Regions from separate parts of the Mus musculus genome. Here regions 2, 3 and 4 are each linked to region 1. Evidence: chromatin loops called from intact Hi-C (ENCODE). Cell type or tissue: heart. All regions are shown on one strand.

Evidence for each region. A loop is a pair of places that touch in the nucleus more often than their neighbours do. Peaks named below come from ENCODE experiments on the same cell type or tissue, not always from the same donor. Only the 100,000 strongest peaks of a DNase experiment are listed, where the experiment ranks them.
Region 2: it touches region 1 in a loop (5-fold over the local background); 17 of 42 quality-filtered maps call a loop at or near these places.
Region 3: a loop joins it to region 1, with 5 times the contacts of the local background. A loop is called at or near these places in 8 of 42 quality-filtered maps.
Region 4: a loop joins it to region 1, with 5 times the contacts of the local background. A loop is called at or near these places in 18 of 42 quality-filtered maps.

Annotation. Positions count from the first base shown.
Region 1 is chr3:152,257,692-152,262,691 of GRCm38, forward strand. All of the region lies in intron 1 of Nexn (nexilin), which reads right to left. Among named protein-coding and RNA genes, the nearest start is that of Nexn, 5.6 kb to the right of the region's middle. In heart, a CTCF peak has its summit at 1,947; DNase peaks (open chromatin) are centred at 1,990 and 4,430; H3K4me3 peaks cover 1,715 bases; H3K27ac peaks cover 2,555 bases.
Region 2 is chr3:152,313,450-152,318,449 of GRCm38, forward strand. Miga1 (mitoguardin 1) reads right to left here. Exons shown (of 16, transcript NM_174868.4): 7 at 4,165-4,288. Among named protein-coding and RNA genes, the nearest start is that of Miga1, 24 kb to the right of the region's middle. In heart, CTCF peaks have their summits at 2,401 (motif pointing left) and 2,611; a DNase peak (open chromatin) is centred at 2,372; H3K27ac peaks cover 1,287 bases.
Region 3 is chr3:152,747,869-152,752,868 of GRCm38, forward strand. All of the region lies in intron 9 of Pigk (phosphatidylinositol glycan anchor biosynthesis, class K), which reads left to right. It overlaps Gm40181 (a long non-coding RNA gene), which reads right to left. Exons shown (of 2, transcript XR_867777.2): 2 at 4,582-5,000. Among named protein-coding and RNA genes, the nearest start is that of Gm40181, 5.7 kb to the right of the region's middle. In heart, a CTCF peak has its summit at 1,928 (motif pointing left); no DNase peak of the experiment used is centred here.
Region 4 is chr3:152,306,648-152,311,647 of GRCm38, forward strand. All of the region lies in intron 7 of Miga1 (mitoguardin 1), which reads right to left. Among named protein-coding and RNA genes, the nearest start is that of Miga1, 31 kb to the right of the region's middle. In heart, no CTCF peak of the experiment used is centred here; a DNase peak (open chromatin) is centred at 2,024; H3K27ac peaks cover 3,500 bases.

The sequences.
Region 1 (5,000 bases):
GAAACTCAAGCCTTCACATTTGTTCAGCAAATGATTCACTGCCTGAGTCATCTCTAGAGCCCCCTGTTTCCATTCTCACTATAAACTACCTGAGCAGGACTTTTAAATCAATCTTTTGGAAACCTCAAATTCCAAATATCATGCATCAATCATGCACAACATTTTGGTACAATAATCACATCTCAACAGTGAGGTAGTTGTGACAGTCTTTGTCTCATTTTTACCATCTTCCTCTTTGAGCTTCTGTATAGTACCAGCCAACAAATACGTCCCCGAGCAGGGACTTGCTTTCTAGTGCAGAGGCGCTTATTGCAGCATAACTATGCTTACCAGTTCACGGGTTTTCTAGCTCACAGTATTCATAGATGGCCTATAACACTGATAGTATCCATTCAACAATTCACTTTTCTCCAGAACTTTGGCAACTGTTTTAAAATTATCAACTCCTTTTCAATCGGTGCCAAGGTTCAATGAAAACATAGTTACCATCTCTGCTATAGGGAAAATATTCTAATTTAGCTTCTGTGACATGTTTAACTACTACAAATTATCAGAATAATAACTTTATACATTCTTGGTAGAGTTTTAAAGTTCCACAGTAGTGCTTGGCAATGATTCTTTTGCTCTGAGTCTCAAGAGTCAGGAGTCTGCTCTCACCCAGGTTCTAGCACAGCCCTTCCTCTCTGTCTTTCTTTTCCCCCTAGGGTCTATTCCTGAGGGTACTGGTAGCATAGTGCCCCATGGGAAAGAGACCTGACACCAGATGGTCATCTTCTGGCCCTCACACACACACTAAAGCACACCCTACTCCCACTCACAGTGATCTCTAAAAGCAAGGTAAAACAGATAAACATGGATCCTGAAGAGCTGGTTCAGCACTCATACACTGTCTGTGGCTACAGAGGACCTGGGTTCACTTCCCAGCACCTGCCTGGCTGATTTCGGCCTATCTGTTAACTATAGTTCCAGAGGCTCCAACGCCCTTTTCTAATTTCTGCAAACACCAAGCATGCATGTGGTGCACAGACATGCATGTATAGGCCAAATGCATGTGGAATACAGACATGCATGTGTAGGCAAAATGCCTAGACATATAAAATAAATCTTCAAACTAATATATGTATCAATTCAGAAGTGTTCTCCGAGCATCTTTCTATAGTCTGTTAGGATATTTCCATGGTTCTATTATACAGTGACAAACAGGAGACGCTCTCACAGATCCGAAAGTCTAATAGGATACAGTATAGCTATAAAAAATATAAGGGTCTCATTAAAAGTATTTATTCACTTATTTGTGTATGAGTGTGGGCATAGGTTTGAAAACCTCTTTTATATCTGGCCTAACAAGAGAATACATTCTTATATCTGCTTCTACATTCAAAATACTACGACATGTCATCTTAATCGAAATTTATAGAGAAAACATGACCTCACACAGGTTGCATAACTGCATAAGGGTGATGGATGTCCTTAGCCATACGGAACAGGTCCTGAGACCACCTTTTGAGAGTCACTGAACTTAAAGAAAAAGAGCACGCTATCAAATCAAGTCAATTCCCATTCTAGAAAGTAAAGATTTAGGCTAAGATCTCATTATATTTAGAATGCTAAAGGAAAATTTGCTTAAACTCATTTTGTAACCCAGTAACTGAATACCAGATGACTTTCTATCTAGGAGCATAGAAGTCTTTTTTTTTTTTTTTTTTTTTTTTTTTGGGTTTTTTGGTTTTTCGAGACAGGGTTTCTCTGTATAGCCCTGGCTGTCCTGGAGCTCACTTTGTAGACCAGGCTGGCCTCGAACTCAGAAATCCGCCTGCCTCTGCCTCCCGAGTGCTGGGATTAAAGGCGTGCGCCACCACGCCCGGCTCATAGAAGTCTTTCTGACTCTACTGTTAAAGTGACTTTTGCACTCTGAACAGCCAGGTGCAATATCTATAGCTGCCATATGGGGGCAGCAGCAGCATAACAATGCCATCCTGTGAAGTTCTGAATGTAATCCCAGGCAAAGCCCTTGAACAGTCAAGGACAAGAGCTGCAGAAATGGCTCAGCTGCCCTTCCAGAGGACCCAGGTTCAGTTCCCCGCAAGCATGTGGCAGGTCCCAGGCATCTCTCACTTGCTGTGCTGGTACGGTTCTCGGACACAGCAAGAAAAGAAACCTTCAGAACAGAACTGGTCAGCACGCTAGGTTTAACACTTCTTATAGACCTTATTCTGCGTGTGTATATATTTGTAACTTTGAATTCAGTCTTGTGTGTGCCATGCACGTGTGTGTCAGAGGACAGGTCCTCGGGCAGTCCTCACCTCTACTTTGTTTAAGGTGGGTTTTCTGGCTGGCTGCTGCATGTGCCATATACTCCCTGGCCCATGAGCTTCAAGGATGGGCTTGCCTTGTCTGCTTCCCGTCTCCCTTTAGGAGTTTTGGGGGTACTGATGCCAAGATCTACCATAGCTTTATTTGGGCTCTGGAGATTTGAACACTGGCCTTCAGGCTTGCACACGCTTGCACATGCTTGCACACTAACTGAACAGTCTTTCCAGCTCTCAGCTCATTGTTTCCCAGGCTGTATGAACTCAGGGCTTCACATGTATGAACTCAACCACCAAGCTGCCCTCTTCCCCTCCCTGGAATAACTTGTCCTCAGACCTGTGGTTAGCCTCTCCTTTTCCCCTGTCTTCCTTCACATTTTACATATGCAACCAAAGCATTTCAGCAGCAAACAATGTGCAAAACAAATCTGAAATCAAATGGTGATCGTATTGTTACATAATCTCAGGAGAGCAAAACTGTCCAGACAGTGGCAGCCAGGCAGGTTCTCTTCACTGAATTCAAGTAAATTCTTTGTCTTAGGCCCCTACCTCCCTGGCTCCCTGCCTCCCCCCTCCCTCTGGTGCACAGATGCAGGGATGAGGGCTGGCCTCTGACTTCTCCTCCCACCCCACCCCACTTTTTTTCTTTTCTTTTTTTTTTTTAAGATTTATTTATTTATGTGAGTATACTGTAGCCTTCTTCAGAGACACCAGAAGAGAGCATCAGATCTCATTTCAGATGGTTGTGAGCCACCATGTGGTTGCTGGAAACTGAACTCAGGACCTCTAGAAGAGCAGTCAGTTCTCCTAACCGCTGAGCCATCTCTCCAGCCTCTTTCTATTTCTTTCCTTTTTTTTTTTTTTTTTAAGGTCTCACTTTGTAGCACTGGCTGGCTTAGAACTCTCTTTGTAGATTAGGCCTGTCCTGGTTTGTAATTTACAATCCTCTTGCTGCATCCTCCCCAATGTGAGATCACAGTGTCTACTGCCAGGAATGGCTTTGTTGGAACTTTTAAATGAAAAAGTTAAGTATGTAAATAAATGTTAAATAAGTGTTAAACGTTAAAACCTAAGTCTTTGAAAGAAACAATGAATTTGTTTTGAACTTCATAAAGTTTAAGGATAAATGTTTATCAATTTTCACTTGTATAAAAACATAGTCAGCTATAGCAAGTGCAAAGCCATTGCAGCACTAGGGATGCTGAGGCAGAAGACTGCTGTGAGCTTCAGGCTACACAAGACCCTGGATCAAAGGAAAAGAAAAGAAAAACTTACATATAACCGTCCCTCATTTAATTCATGAAAATGACTAACAGGTAGGATGGCGCATGTCTAGCTCAGCCTTCAGAAGAATGAGGTAGGAACCACAGGTTCAAGGCCAGTTAGGACGATACAGCTAAGGCTGTATTTTGGTAAAAGGAAAGCAAAAGTACATTATAAAGTCTGTCAGATCCTTCACCACAGCTCAAAAGCAGGAAACTGGATCTTACCGTCCTGGTGTCCTCCTGTTGCTGCAATAAAACCCTGACTAAAACCACGGCGGGCAGGGAAAGAATCGATCTGGCTCATATCTGCCACTGAAGGGAAGCAGCGCAGGAGCACAAAAAGGGCGGGAGTGGGAGCTCCGGAAAGAAAGGCTGCACGTGGGCACTGCCCCATCTCTCCCTCTCACTGTTCCTAGCCAGCTTCCTTATGCAGCCCAGGACCACCTGGGTCCTCCTAGGCCAATTAAGACAATTTCACACAGACAAAACCACAGACCAACCTGATAAAGATCACCTGAGACTCTTTCCAGGTGACTCCACAGCTAACACAAACTAGGGCATATTGTGAGATGGAGCCCAACCCCCAGCAAACTTAAGTTGCAGCCTACTTTGATATTCTCCTGTAGTAACTGTTACACCATTATTCCTTTACATGGTGGTAATGCTTTTCAAAGTATATTTATCACACTGGAGCCTTGTTAACTAAACCTGCTATGCTCATTAATGCTGTTAGAGTTTCATACACCAGCCAGGACACAGGGCAAGCTCCTGAGCACGGGGACAGAGGCCAAGATAACAAACAGTACTGCGGTCGGATCCACTATCAGCTTAAATGAAAACTGAGACTATTTCAAGAGCAGCCTTGTGCTAACCGCTCAGCTGACATAGCAGGAAGTAAAGTGGGGAGGGTCATACTCCACTAGCCATCACAAAAGCCAGCCAGGACGTTGTCGGGAAGTTCCGGATCTGTCCTAACTGCTGGAGAGCTCTGGGCTTCCTTGCCTATCTAAAATGGAAGACAGCCTGAGGGCCAGAGTCGGGATGGGGAACCTGGAATTCTGGCTAAAAAGTCAGTGGGGTACAGGGAGGTAGGATAAGAACTGATTGCTTTTCACGGCTCTTCTAGTTTCACTCTGTTGTTGTGATGAAACGGTCTGACTGAAAGCAACTTGGGAATGAAGGGATGAAATTGACTTACCCACCCAGGTCACAGACCCTCAGGGAGGGCTTACGCTTCGCTGGCTTTTTATAGAGCCCAGGACCACCTGCTTAGGGATGCTGCTGCCTGCAGTGGGCTGGACCCTCCTGCATCAACAATAAGATAATTACCCACAGACATTGCCACAGGCCAATCTAATCTAGGCTTTCCTCTCGGAGGACTATGACAAAGCTGAGACAATGGGCAAGCTCTAGAGTCACAAGAATC
Region 2 (5,000 bases), 56 kb after region 1:
CGATGACCTGAGCTTAGAGTCTCAGCACGGGCTACACAGCTGGGTAAGGAACAGCTGTAACTATGGCACCGGGGACAGAGATAGGTAAGTCCCAGGGGTGTTGCTGGCAATCAGATAAGCCAGAAAAGTCAGCTCCACATTCGGTGACAGATCCTGTCTCCAAAAATAAGGCAGAGAGCGATACAGGCAGACAATGACATTTATCTCTTGCACCCACTAAAAGTGCACATGCATACTCACATTCACACGAGCATGCACACACATGGAGGAATGTCTTCTTTCAGAAAATGCAAACATTATTATGAGAAAAATAAAATTAATTTACAGAAAAAGATGCTACTGTTCAGAAAAATTTGATTGAATAATATTATTGTAAAGCAAGTTATATTCATATTACATCCATCTACCCATACCCCCGCCAGACTGTAAAATCATCTTAGAATAGTCCTTTTAAAGAGCTGGAATAGAAATACAATAATAAACAGAAACGTGAGGCAGCAGTTGCCTACTTCACCATGACACCGCAATCCCTCATGAAACTAATATAATCTGAATCTCACACCTGCTGAGCAGGGCATGGCAGGCTGATGACGCTGGCTCCTGCTAGCCAAGCTGCCCTGAGCCGCAGCACCAGCCCTCCGTTCCCTTTCTGAGACCAGGGAACACAAAGATGACCAGTCTGTTCCTGAACTTACTACGGAAGCCCAGGCAGGCCTTGGCATTGTGGTCTCTTCCTGCTGTGGCCGCCCAGGCTGGCATTCCAGGCTAATTAGCCGTTCCAGGCTAATCCTACATCTTATATATAAACTAAGTTGTCTAAGGAAAGGCCTCGGAGGTAGGAAGGTGGGTAGAGGCGGGATATTAACCTATGCTTGTTCTGCTCCAAAGCTCATGTTCATAACTACTAAACTACACTAGCTGTGTCTACGTACAACTGTAGCCACACTCAAAAGGTTTGGCCAACTGCACATTGGGAAATAAGTTTTTGCAATATTTTTTTAATTAAGTTTTAAAAATACATAAGAAGGATGGGGAAATGTTTCAGCAGTTAAATGTTCTCGCTCTCATCCAGATGACCCAATCTGTTTCCCAACTCTACAGTCAAGCGGCCCACAGCTGCCTAAACTTCAGCTCTAGACCTGATGCCGCTCCTGCCCTACAAACACACGCACCCACATACACACGCACCCACATACACACGCACCTACATACACACACCTACATACACACACCGACATACACATGCACCCACATACACACGCACCCACATACACACGCACCCACATGCACACACCCACATACACACGCACCCACATACACAAGCACCCACATACACACGCACCCACATACACACACACACACATACACACGCACCCACATACACATGCACCCACATACACACACACCCACATACACATGCACCCACATACACACGCACCCACATACACACACCCACATACACAAGCACACACATACACACGCACCCACATACACACGCACCCACATACACACGCACCCACATACACACGCACCCACATACACAAGCACACACATACACACGCACCCACATACACACGCACCCACATACACACGCACCCACATACACAAGCACACACATACACACGCACCCACATATACAAGCACACACATACACACGCACCCACATACACATGCACCCACATGCACACGCACGCACACACATACATACACACGCACCCACACACACCCACATACACATGCACCCACATACACATGCACCCACATGCACACGCACCCACATACACACATACAACTTGTACACACATATGTGTGAGTACAAATATTTTTTTAAATACCTAATGCCTTTAATCCCAGCCCTCGGTAGGCAGAGGCCAGCAGATCTATGAGTTCAAGGCCAGTTTGGGCTACAGAGTGAGCTCTAGAATAGCCAGAGCTACACAGAAAAACCCTGTCTTGAACAAACAAACAAAACATTATAACAGCTGGCCAGACACTGTGGCACACACTTGTAATTGAAGCATTTGGAAGACTGAGCCAGCCTGAGCTAAAGAAAGTTCAAAGCCAGCACTAGATACACAGGGAGACATAGCTCAAAAATGTTCTTTTCACAATTACAAAATCATGATTGCTACCAATCTGAAAAACAGAAAATATAAATAAATACTGTCCCAAATATCTAGACACAAGGAAGTGGAAGACCTTCCACAATAACGGAAAGTTTCACTACTATTCAGTGTTTTGTGAACACCCTTTCAAGGCCTCTCTCAAATGTGCCATAAGTGTGCTTCGGGTTAAGCCCAGTCCAGCCAGCAGCACAGAGCGGCACTGACGAGCCACTGCTCTCTGGACTGGGGAGGAGGCGTGCTGCCCTCTAGTGACTCAACAGCACAGACTGGGGAGGAGGCGTGCTGCCCTCTAGTGACAACAGCACAGTCAACAAGAAGCCCCTCAGAGGTAGGAAATGTCCATGCTGTTAGGAAAGAACTGACCCAAGCCTTCATCTCATTGAGGAAACATAACGTCCATCCATGAAATGTGGTTACACATCTGCTGTAACTAAGCCAAGGGTCAGATGTCGGTACAGAAGAGTTTAGAAACATGGAGGGCTCAGCGGCTAAGAGAGCCTGCTGCTCTTCTAGAGGATCCAGGTTCAATCCCCAGCACCTGCACCACACACATATGAAGGAAGAAAATCTTCCCATTATTAAAAAAAAACAGGTGTGGGGGTGTGGCTCAGTGGTTAAGAGCACTGACTGCTCTTCCAGAGGTCCTGAGTTCAATTCCCAGCAACCACATGGTGGCTCACAACCATCTGTAATGGGATCTGATGCCCTCTGCTGGTGTGTCTGAAGACAGCTACAGTGTACTCACAAGCACTAAATAAATAAATCTTAAAAAAAAATAAATTAAGAAATTAAGAAAGGAAGGAAGGAAGGAAGGAAGGAAAGGAAGGAAGGAAGGAAGGAAGGAAGGAAGGAAGAAAGAAAGAAAGAAAGAAAGAAAGAAAGAAAGAAAGAAAGAAAGAAAGAAAGAAAGAAAGAGGGAAAGGGAAAGGGAAAGGGAAAGGGAAAGGGAAAGGGAAAGGGAAAGGGAAAGGGAAAGGGAAAGGGAAAGGGAAAGAAAACGGGGAGGGCCTCAGGAGTCCAGTGCTTGTTGTACAGGCTTGGGTTTGGATCCCAGCCCCCACATAAAAGCCAGGTGTGGTGACGTGTGCGTATAACCCTTGCACGAGGGGAAAGGAGACAGGTAGATCTCGAGAGCTCACTGGCTAAGCAGCATGTACAAGCCCCATTAGATCCCAGCTTTGAAACAGAAAAAAACAAAACAACAAAACAACAACAAATCCAGAAAGGAAGATCCTCACAAGGAATTATCACACCCAGAATTAATTCTTATTTTTATAGTATGTGGCTTCCAGGCTTCCTTACACTGCTGCAGTGATGATTTCCTGCAGACACACTGCCCACAAAGAGTTCATCGTTAACCTTTCTATTCAAAGATAATGCTCAGTTTTAGACGTGGTTAGGAAACACAGTATACTGATAAGAAGATGGACTCTTGTACTCGGGAGGCAGAGGCAGAGGCAGAGGCAGAGGCAGAGGCAGAGGCAGAGGCAGAGGCAGAGGCAGAGGCAGAGGCAGAGGCAGAGGCAGAGGCAGAGGCAGATGGATCTCTGTGAGTTCGAGGCTAATCTGGTCTACAGAGCAAGTTCCAGGACAACCAGGGCTACACAGAGAAACCTTGTCTCAGGGGAAAGTCAGCGACAGCCGTGGGATCCCTGTGGCTGGAGTTGCCAGTTGCTCCGTGGGCACTCAGAGTGAAACCTGAGTTCTCTGCAAGAGCAGCAGGGCCTCCTAACCACTGAGCTCTCCAGCCCCGCAGCCCCTCACTTCAATCTTAGATGATTTACAGGAAGAAACGATGGTAAATCATTCCTTCCTTCCAAATGTCATTCAAGAAATCTTCTCAGGCCTTTAATCTCACCTCTGAGTTCTAGGTCATCCTGGTCTGCATAGTGAGCCCAGGCTAGTTAGACCTACAGCAAATACCTTTTCCCCTTGAATATTAAGACACTGAAGATAAATAAATAAATAAGTATGTATGTATGTATGTATGAAGAAAAAGAACATAGGTTTCAGAAAAACCATACAAAAGTCTACTTACCAGTATCATTTGCAATGGAATTAGGGTCAGATCCCCCAAGGGTAGCCTCAAACTCCTCTTGGAGACGATACGCTCTTTGCAGTAGAGCTTCAAGTTTATGGATGAATTCTGAACTAATAATATCCTACAAAGAAAAATAACAGTAGCACACAGCAATTCTTACATCCAATCCTAGCATTCTAAACACAGACATGCTGATTTCAAAAGATGATTTCAGTATGTGGACAGGGCTGGTGCGAGGATTACAGATGGGGCAGCTGGACCTAATCCTAAGAGCTCAGCCATCCATGTCGCTTTTGTAAGAAAGGAAGACATGGTCCCGACTGATCATTTAAGTAGACTAAGAGTTTTCAGACTTTAGCATGTGTAAGAACTGCCTAGAGGATTTTTAAATGAGATTTAGGGCTCCTTGTTCTGGCCTCTGATTCAGCAACACTCTCCAATTTTGAAACGATTGGTAAAGACTCAGTTCCGCCTCTGTGTTACAAAAACAATAGCAATCAATTGCATCCGCTGCCTCTACATAGCCTCGGAAGTCAGGAGACTTGAAGGCTAGGATCTGGAGAGCTGGCTCCACAGTGAAGAGCACTTGTTGCTCTGGCAGAAGACCTGGGTTTGGTTCCCAGCACCTGTGTGGCAACTCAAAACTGTTTCAGCTCTAGCCCCAAAGGACCCAACACTCTCTTCTGATCTCAGTGGGCAGCCAGCACATTCATGCTACACATACATACATGCATGGAAAACACTTATCCATACATAATAATAATTATATATGCCTAAAAGCTTGACTAGGAAATGCCCAGAAAGAGAAGTCCCTCATGCTGGGCAGGATTCCA
Region 3 (5,000 bases), 490 kb after region 1:
ACACGCCACAGGCTTTTCAGTTCATGGACAGAAGCTGTAAATGTGGCTGGGACTGCGGTCACGATTGGATTTTGATGTACTAAGGAGTCTTGAGCTCTCCACAACAGTCTGCCATTCAACCCTGTTTTGCTGTTGGGACTTGGTAATTGGTTAGAGCTGGCAGGAGAGGCGAGGTCACTGTGTAGGGCAGTGGTATGCTTGTGCATTTGTGAGAGAGACTGAGGGAAATTGGCGGAAGATGGGGGTTTGAAACATTTATAATGCTTTTTTTTTTTTTTTGTAATTACTTTTGAAAGGAAAAAAAAAGCCTCATTGAGATTAAATAGTGGTTCAGTTACCAGGTACTTCTGTGGGAGCTATAGCAGTGCATTTCTAGCATGTATCTCTAGCACTGCCTGAAACCTGGGCTGCTCAAACTCCAGAACACCTTTCTGGATCACCCGTGGCAGCGTGCATGATGGGATGGATATATAGTTGCAGTACTGAATTAAGAGAAGTAAATTAAAATGCCAGGAAGGATTTCCCTGTGAAGGCTTCGGTGGCAGGATCACATTTCTTGTTTTACAATTCAAAGCCTTATTTTATTTGTTCTTTCCTTTTCCTTTCCTTTCTTTTCTCTTCTTTTCCAATTTCCTATGGCTGTCGGCCTATAAAACTATGAAGGCAGCAGATAAGAGCAATAGAAATTTGAATTTCATTTCATTTTTAAAACAATAGCTTCATATCTTAAGCTGTTGCCCGTGTGTGGGATATGTTCTCTAGCTGGGCTGCCTTGTCTGGCCTCAGTGGGAGATGATGCGCCTCGCCTCACAGAGACTTGATGTGACCCAGGGAGGCCCCACCCACTCAGAGGAGAAGGGAAGGAGGTGGGGAGGATTGTGGGAGGGGGTGACTAAGAGGGGTTCAATGAGCAGGATGTAAAGTGAATATATAAAACAGTAAAAAGCCATCCAGAGACTGCCCCACCCGGGTATCCATCCCATAATGAGCCACCAAATGCAGACACTATTGCATATGCCAGCAAGATTTTGCTGAAAGGACCCTGATATAGCTGTCTCTTGTGAGGCTATGCCAGTGCCTGGCAAATACAGAAGTGGATGCTCACAGTCATCTATTGGATGGAACACGAGACCCCCAATGAAGGAGTTAGAGAAAGTACCCAAGGAGCTGAAGGGGTCTGCAACCCTATAGGTGGCACAACAATATGAACAAACCAGTACCCCAGAGCTCTTGACTCTAGCTGCATATGTATCAAAAGATGACCTAGTCGGCCATCACTGGGAAGAGAGGCCCCTAGGTCTTATAAACTATGTGCCTCAGTACAGGGGAATGCCAGGGCCAGGAAGTGGGAGTGGGTGGGTAGGGGAGCAGGGCAGGGGGAGGGTAACAGGGAACTTTCGGGATAGCATTTGAAATGTAAATAAAGAAAATATCTAAAAAAAAAGCAGTAAAAAATAGAAAAGGAAAAGGAGGCCGACCCAGCAGCTTCAACATTACCCTTGTAAAAGTTGCCAGCCTGTGCTGTAGGACGTTAGTAACCTGGACTAGGATTCAGGACGTTTAGCCTTAATCTCCTATCAGACTCGCTTTATAAGTTCCCTTGACTTTAAGCCTTAAAGGCCGTTTGCTCCCCTTTAGCCACCTGAACATGGATTTACTGTTTATTAGAGACAAGGGCGTTGTTAGATTTTAGCTCTTATCTCAGAGGAGACTGAGCTGTGTGTATCATGAGGAGGCTGAGGAGGCTGTAGTGACCTTGGAGTAAGTGCTGCTATACACTCTGGAAGAATGGGGCTCTGATGCTTCAGTTTTCTTTATGTATTTGTTTGAAAGCAAAATTCTTAGTGCTGACAATTGTCTCAGTTTATATTTGAGAATAAAATTAAGTTTTACAGCTGCATACTAAGGTCTGTTGTCTTAGAGCGCCCTCTAGTGCTTGCAAATAAATTTTATTTAGGATCTTGTCATTTACCTGGTGATATTATTATAATTTTGTGCACTGGTGTTCCACTAACTGTTTAAAGGTTCATGTAGGAAGACTGCACCCAAGAGTTAGATATTCTGTGCAATATGCTGAGATCGCTCTCAGAAGCATTGCTGTCTCCTTCATTCAGTTATCATGAGAATTTCATTTCTGTCTTGCTCTAGGCACTTTTACAGGCATTATCTCATGTGTGCAGCTGCTGTTCACATGCAGATATGAATCACAGTTTATGTAGAGGAAAGTTTATCTACCAAGAAGCAGAAATCACAAAAACACATTTTGTGACGGTAGTTGTGGATTCAGTGTTATTGTTTCAGATCTTAGACCAGCAGTATTAATACAGTGTTACTAAAAATACTAGTTACATCTTTTAAAATACATTCTCACACAATGGACACAATGCAGTATATTGGTTTGGATTGGCTGTTTTATATTTTTGTGCAGTGACTTAGCACTTAGTATCTTAGTCACATAGAATGAAATCATTAGTATGTAACTCTAACTGAAGCAGCTCTAGGAAGCAGAGTTCTCATGTGTGTCCTGGGACTTAGGCATGCTGAGGTGACCTCATGGAGCCACAGGGAACAGAAGAGGACAGACGGCTCCTTGACTCGGTTAATTCCTCCCGACAATTAATTATGTTTTATACCTCTTGTGCTATTATTTTATTAGTGAAATTCATGTATGTTGACCCTAGCTATAGTTTTTCATTAAAAAGATACATTAAAGTTGAGCAGTGGTGGCACGTTCCATCAATCCCAACATTCAGGAGGCAGAGACAGGCAGATTTCTGAGTTTAAGGCCACATTGGTGTACAGAGTGGGTTCCAGGACAGCCAGAGCTCTACACAGAAGCCCTGTCTTGAAAAAACAAAAACAAACAAAACAAAACAACAAAAGATACATTGTATGAAACCTTCAAAGAATAAAAATATTTTTAAATAAAGGATAATTTCTTTAATAGAATGCCTTTTAATGTGCATTTCAGTACTCTGACAAATATATACAACTGAGCAACCATTTCAATCTGTCATGCTAAGGACTTTGTGTGCTCAGATGCCCTGACTGTTTCCTGGGTCCAGGGTTTGCCTTCTGTAGACCAGCATGTACGTGGAGCATGGGCTGTAGCGCTCTGTGAATGTGACCTCTGTCTCTTGTGTAGTACGTGTGCATTGGTGTTGATGTCTCAGCAGCACCTTATGCCTCAGAAGTAGACTTTGGCTGCTTAGCCTACAAATTGTCCCTTCACTAACGGAGGCCATTTCCCCCCATCGCAGATTTTGGGAATCATTTAAAATAAAATGCAATGAGTATTTGCACACAAACGTTAACATTTCTTTTATGTGAGTAAATATCTGAGTGTGGAAGTGCAGGCTCAGAGCCTTGTGAGCTGTTTCCCCGAGTGGCCGTCCCTTTGTAGTACCAGATGCTCGCTCCTCATCCCCACTTGCTCACTCAGAGTGTCCCTAGGCATTCTGGGAGTAAGAGCTCATGGCAGCTTTCGTGTGCAGTTCAGTAACTAAAGATGCTGCCTGTAGTCTTACTCACTGGCCATTCATACTCGTAAAGGAGCTTTTGAAGGCTTTTGCTCATTTTCAAAACATTGATTTGTTTTCTCATTAAATGATGGCAGGTCACTGTATGTTCTGGATACAAGTTCTTCAGATACGTGAATCCCAAATTATTTTCTTCAGCCTTTGGTTCCCCTTCCATTTTAGAGGCTCACTGCTGGTTGGTCAACTTGCTCCGTGTTTAGTGTCCTCTGGAAGTCATTCTTTGCTTCACCTGAAGTCTCAGAGGCTTCTAGATGTTTATGGTTTCAGGTTTTATGGTTGAATGGCTGCTCTACTTTCAGTTAATTTTGGAGTATGCTGCTGGGCCGTGGTTGAGTATGGTGTGAGGTTGGGAGTTCATTTTGCCCAAGTCAGCTTGTTAGTTTTCTAAAGAAAGCCCACTGGGATTTTGATTGAGATTGGCTTGACTCTGTTAGTTTGGGGACTATGGCTAGTGACATTGGTTTGTATAATCTGTGAACATAACCCGGCAGTTATTTGATTAGTTACCTTTGGCGTGTTGGTTTACAGTATTTTTCTAATCCCTTTCTGGGGGATCATATTGACTTTGCCAATGCAGTGCTGAACAGAGCCCCATCAGAAACTCCAGCAGATGTCTCTTTTGACTGGGTACTGACAGCTTGATTTCACTGCTGATGGAAGGACGGCAGTGCATGTAAGTCACCACAAGCATTCCAGCGAGTGTGTGTTTACTAGGAATTAGATCAGGAGCTAGGGCATGTATTTCATGGAGACATCTGAGCACTGGCTAAAATTCATCATGAATATTGTGAAATCTACGGTTCCACTATTCCCCTGAGTACTGCTTGTTGTAAGTGGGGAATCCTGGGAAGCCTGAGGCACAGGGTGAGTGATGTGTTGCAGTCCCCAGCTTTTGCATACTGTTGTAATTCAGAGTGGTTAATGTATTTGCATCACCATATGCTGCAGGCAGACCCAGTTGGGGTCCCTCAACTTGGGGGAGAATCGGGGTTCTGGTACTCAGGTGGGCAAGGAGTCAGCAAGTGACAAACAGGCAAGAACATAAGAGAGTGCTGAATCTGAGTGTAATTTCTCAAAGTGAGCATCAGACTTATATAGTTATTATAGAAGAAAACATAGAAGTTAGGCAATACACCAGACAAGATACATTGAGGTCCTCTGATGTATAATGACTCTTTACACAAAACAGAGGAAATACATACATAAAAACTGGCAGGAACCAGGCAGTGTTTACAAGGGAGATAATCAGCCCTATCTAAAGTTAGCTACTTTTAGGAGCCAGGTTCGAGGGCTTCACACCCTAGCCAGTTCTAGTCTATTGTATAACTCACCACCAGGGGTCCCTTAGTAAGCACCTAATTATGTTATTCCTCTGGGCCTAGTAAAAGCATGTACCAGGGGGGTTCTGTTTTTACTACCCTTTTTATAAATAATACAATACTCTAGTTCCTCCTTAAACCA
Region 4 (5,000 bases), 49 kb after region 1:
TTACTGCTATGTGTACTGTTATGCTATGCATGTGTCTTCTGTAGCTTGATTCCATGGCACTCTCTGCTCGAGATGCTCTGTCTGTGATCTTCCTGGCAGGCCTACTGTGTGTTTTCAGGTTATTCCTTCTATGAAGCCTCCTGTAAGTGTCCAAAGAACACTCACAAGCTTTTCTTCAGTGTTCCCACAGCACGTATACACATGGGCTAGGCTACGCTGCACTGCTTAACCTGCAACGGCTGTTAAACACCAGACTACAGATGACCACAACTGTAGCAAGAGCTTCATTTTTCTCCCCCTGACACCTTTTGCCATGTTTTCTATACACAAAGAAATTACACTTGGGCTATGTGTGCTGGTATGCTCCTGTAATGCCAACATACAGAAGACATGCTTTTTCATTTATTGTATGTATGTGTGTATATATGTATGTATGTATGTATGTATGTATGTATGTATGTATGTATGTATACAGGCACATATGCCACAGAGTGTGAGTGGAAGTCAGAGGACAACTTGTGGGGTTCAGTTTTCGTCCTCCACCATGTGAGCTCTAGGGATCTCAGGTAGACTGGCCTGTGCTTTTAACCCACTGAGCCATCAGCCAGCTCAGATACTGACTTTAAGGCCAGTATATGCTATGCAGTGAGGCGTCCATCTTAAAACAAACAAACAAACAAAAATAACAAAACCACAAAAGAAAATCAGTTTTTCTGAATAGATATTCCAAGTCTAAGATCCTTGTTTATTCTGTTCAAACAACGGATCATGTGGGGGCCTAATCCCTAAAGTATACCCATATTATAGCAAGCCATTGACATGAAAACATTCCTGGTTTGTTTGTAAGGCCTAAAACAAGGTATTTGTTCCTATACATCAATGTAAAAGAATCTCAAAATCTTTTCCATCAAAACAAAAACAAAAACCCCCACAAACACTAATCACACTCATGGCTCTAGAGTTGCTTCTAATACTGATATTGCAATACATATTTTTATAAGAAAATAAGCATATAAAATGTAAAGCCTAATTAATTTAAAAAGGAAATTATAGGTTAATGAGCTAGAACTCTATTCGTGTAAGCCCTATCCATTCCACAGCGCCTCCAAAGCCCCCTATCTTGCAAATCACCTTTATGTTAAACTGCTCTGAAATCCAGCAGCTGGGTCCTACACAAGCACCCTGACCAATCAAAGACAAGGAAACGTCGGGCTGGATGTCTCAAGGCTAGAGCACTGTGTAGCACACAAGGCACTGCACTGGATTCCTAGCACCACAAATGAAAACAGAGGCCAATGCTTATCCTGAATATTGATTCTCAGTCTGAATAGTTAGAGACAAAGATACAACTAAAGCCCACGACCCATGCCACTTCCTAAAACTAAACCACTGAACAACGAAAACTCCTGCTCTAAACACACAACACACTGCCAAAGCTGGAACTGACACAGACCCAGTGTGTCAGGCGTTTGACACAGGCCTATGTGCAGGACAGTAGCAAAAGGCCCTTGCTAAAGTGACCATCATCCCTTGGTGTCAGGTTTTAGATTCCATATTCTACCAATCACAGTATCTGGGACCAGCTAAAAAGTACCTTCTATCAAAATATATGAAAGATAACAAAATAATAAAGATAATAAAAATTTCTATTTATTGTAAGATATACTTTTATTGTATATTTCATGTATATGAAAACTGTCATGCTTAGCATATATACATATAGAGAGAATAAAATAGTATTTTTGAATCTACCATCTATTTTTGCTATTTTAAAAGCTTATAAGGTTATTTATTTATTAAGAAAAACTAATTGTGTAGGATACTACTACTTCATATCTATCACTTGACAGCTGTGGTATTTGATCTGTAAATGAACTCCACAAATCCTCAGGAATAGAGGCAGATAAGCCAAGAGTTGACTCACGCCCCAAACGTCCTAAACCAGATCTGTTTACTTTCAAGCTCTTTATCTTAGGCTGTTAAACAGGCAGGCTCCAGTTACAAGGTACAGAAAGAAGAGGCAGGGCGGGAAGCTAAGGCTCTGCTGGGCAGGAAGCTCTGGCTCTGAGTCAGTAGTACGAACGCACTGCATTGCGCTCCAATTGTTTGCTATGAGGAAGGCCTAGCTGGTTACTCAGATTTCATGCTGTTGAAGGCCTGCCCTGGACTTACTCATCTGAATCACATAACACAAACGGTGCACAGGAAACAGCTCAATACACGCTTTATCTGTTTACTTTTCTTATTTCATTTATGGATTATGCATTTGTGCACTTGGGGTCAGAAGACAACTTGTGGGCGTTCAATTCTCTCTGTATAGTATGTGGGTCCCAGGGACTGAACTCAAGTGTCAGGCTTGGCAGCAAGCCATCCTGGTAGGCAGCAAACTGTCTGGTTTTTGAGACAGGTTTACTTGTAGCTCTCACTGGCTATGTAGCCAACCAGGCTGGTCTCAAGCTCACAGAGATCTACCTCCCTCTGTCTCCCGAGTGCTGTATTAAAAGTGTGTCACCATGTCCAGCACAGATCAGAAAGCCTGAAAGCCACCTTCTTATCTATCTATTCAGATGCATGTAGAAATCATCTGCTAAATCCTGAAATACTAGTTTCACAGTCTCAAGCCAAAGCTTCCCTCTCTCAGGTCTAGCGCAGGGATCCATTCTGTGTGAAGGCAGCAAGCAGGCTTCCTTGGTTGTGTCTTCTGACACGGTTTCCCTAAGTCCAGACTGGCCTTTGGCTTTGGGCTTCCTACCCCGCCTTGCAAATGCTGGCATCAAGCAGGGAGAGGAACCAAAGAGAAGGAGTGCCCTGGAGGAGAGCGCCCTCCTCCCCTCTTGCCAAATGCAAAACTACTTTCTTATCACAGGATTAAAGAGGCCAACATAAATATTCTGCTGCATTGCCTTCATTAAGCAGAGAAGTGGGGGGGAAGTGTGTGTGTGTGTGTGTGTGTGTGTGTGTGTGTGCGCGCGCGTGCATGGGCGTGTGTGTTCCTAAGTGTGTGTTTGCATGAGTGGTGCATGAATATATAGAGAGAAGCTTAGATGTGGAGGCTGAAGGTTGGGGCAGGTATCTTTGGAAGTCACTCTCTATTTTTGATTATTATCCACTCCATCTGTTCTTTGACAATGTCATGCACATATCTAGTGCATCTGACTGCTTTTGTCTCCCCTCATCCCACAGGTCCCCTTCCACATGCACGCCCCACCCCCTTTTTTAGTTTTATGATCCACTGATTTTAATCAGGACTATCTGTGTGGGCATGTTTGAAGCCTGTGAACTCACCATTTGGCATACATTGGAACACAGTAACTGTCCCTTACGCAGAATCAATCAGTTGCCCACAGTTCAGCAGAATAAAAGAGGGACCCTCAAGCACTTGCCACCTGTCCCCACCCATGATTGGTGACTGAGTGGCCCAGTCTCCTACAGGCCCATTGCAAACAAGCACAGATGCTGTGAGATACTGGGGAAGGTCTGTCCTGCCCTGAGAGCAGCATTTAATTTCCTCTCTCTGCTGTAGTGCTCCTTGAGCCTTACAGAAAGCCGTCTGCGTATCCTGTTGAGGGCACTTTATTTTTTGAGTCAGGGTCTCTCACTGAATCTGAAATTCCAAAATTCAGCTAGGAAGGCCAACCAATGAGGTTCAGGGTCTGCTTTTCTCCCCCACTCCAGAGGTGACATTACAGGCCCATGTCAACCCATCTGGCTTCTACATCGGCGCTAGGGATCCAAACTGAAGTTTGTTTTACAAAGCACTCTCTCTGCTTGGATTTTAAGTTGCTTCTCCCTGTGAGCAGTGTAGAGTGGCTAACACTGAGAACTGGATCCTCACTAAGCAGCCAGGAAACTCGACGTAACTACAACTAACTAGTCACAGCTCTGGTTGCATTCCAGGACTTGCAAGCTCATCACTGCTGCGCACAACCTGAACTTACTTTCCTGGTCTAGACTCGGAGTCAGGGGTCCAAGAGTTGCATAGGTAAGGCTAGGAGGAATTTTCTCTCTTCCAACCTCCACTCCAAGAGGAAGTTATAGGAAGCCTCACCACATTGTCCAATTAGTGCAGCTTATAAAGAAAGAAGTTTAAAAACATTGATACCATTCAAGAGCCAGGAGAAATGAACCAGTTAATGTGTGAGCCACTAAATTCTTAAGAAAGAAAGAAAGAAAGAAAGAAAGAGAGAGAGAGAGAGAGAGGGAGAGAGAGAGAGAGAGAGAGAGAAAGGAAGGAAGAAAGAAAGAAAGGAAGAAAGGAAGAGAGAGAGAAAGGAAGGAAGGAAGGAAGGAAGGAAGGAAGGAAGGAAGGAGGGAAGGAAGGAGGGGTGGGTCAGTTTTGCTAGCATATGAATATGAGAGAACAAGGCAGGCAGGCTGGAATGCCCAGCAATGGGGAGAGAAATACAAGGAGAGCAGGCATGTGTCCTGAGTTGGAAGTCTGTGAGCAGCTGTGTCAGGAGAAGGAATCTGAGGGAAGGAGGGAGAGAGGGAGGGAGAGAGGGAGGGAGGGAGAAGAGAGAATATGTCCAGAGTATCATATAGAGAGATTTAGCATTTTAGCTAATATCTAAAAGGTGGTGGAAAAAATAGCAATACTTCCTGAGTTAGGAAATGGACAGTCTTAACAGAGAGAGAGAGAGAGAGAGAGAGAGAGAGAGAGAGAGAGAGAGAGAGAGAGAGAGAGAGAGAGAAAAAGAGTCCCCTGGATTAAGGGATAGGTTTCTGTGATATGCATATAAAATTTCATTAGGAGATACGTATCCCTCTCTCGTCCTTAACTTGTCTTCATGTGTATCACGTTTTGTTCAACCTCTTCCATTTCATATGATATTTTAAATCTAAAGGAGAGGCAAAATTGTAATGATTCCTCCTTCATTGCACACAGTGTTTCAAAAGCTAGGATATTTCCCATTTCTTAAAATTACCACATTAGCAGGGAAACAGGAGGGGGGTCCTAGGTTGATTATGAGGGAAGGTCCATCTCCACCTTTAGTGTCATG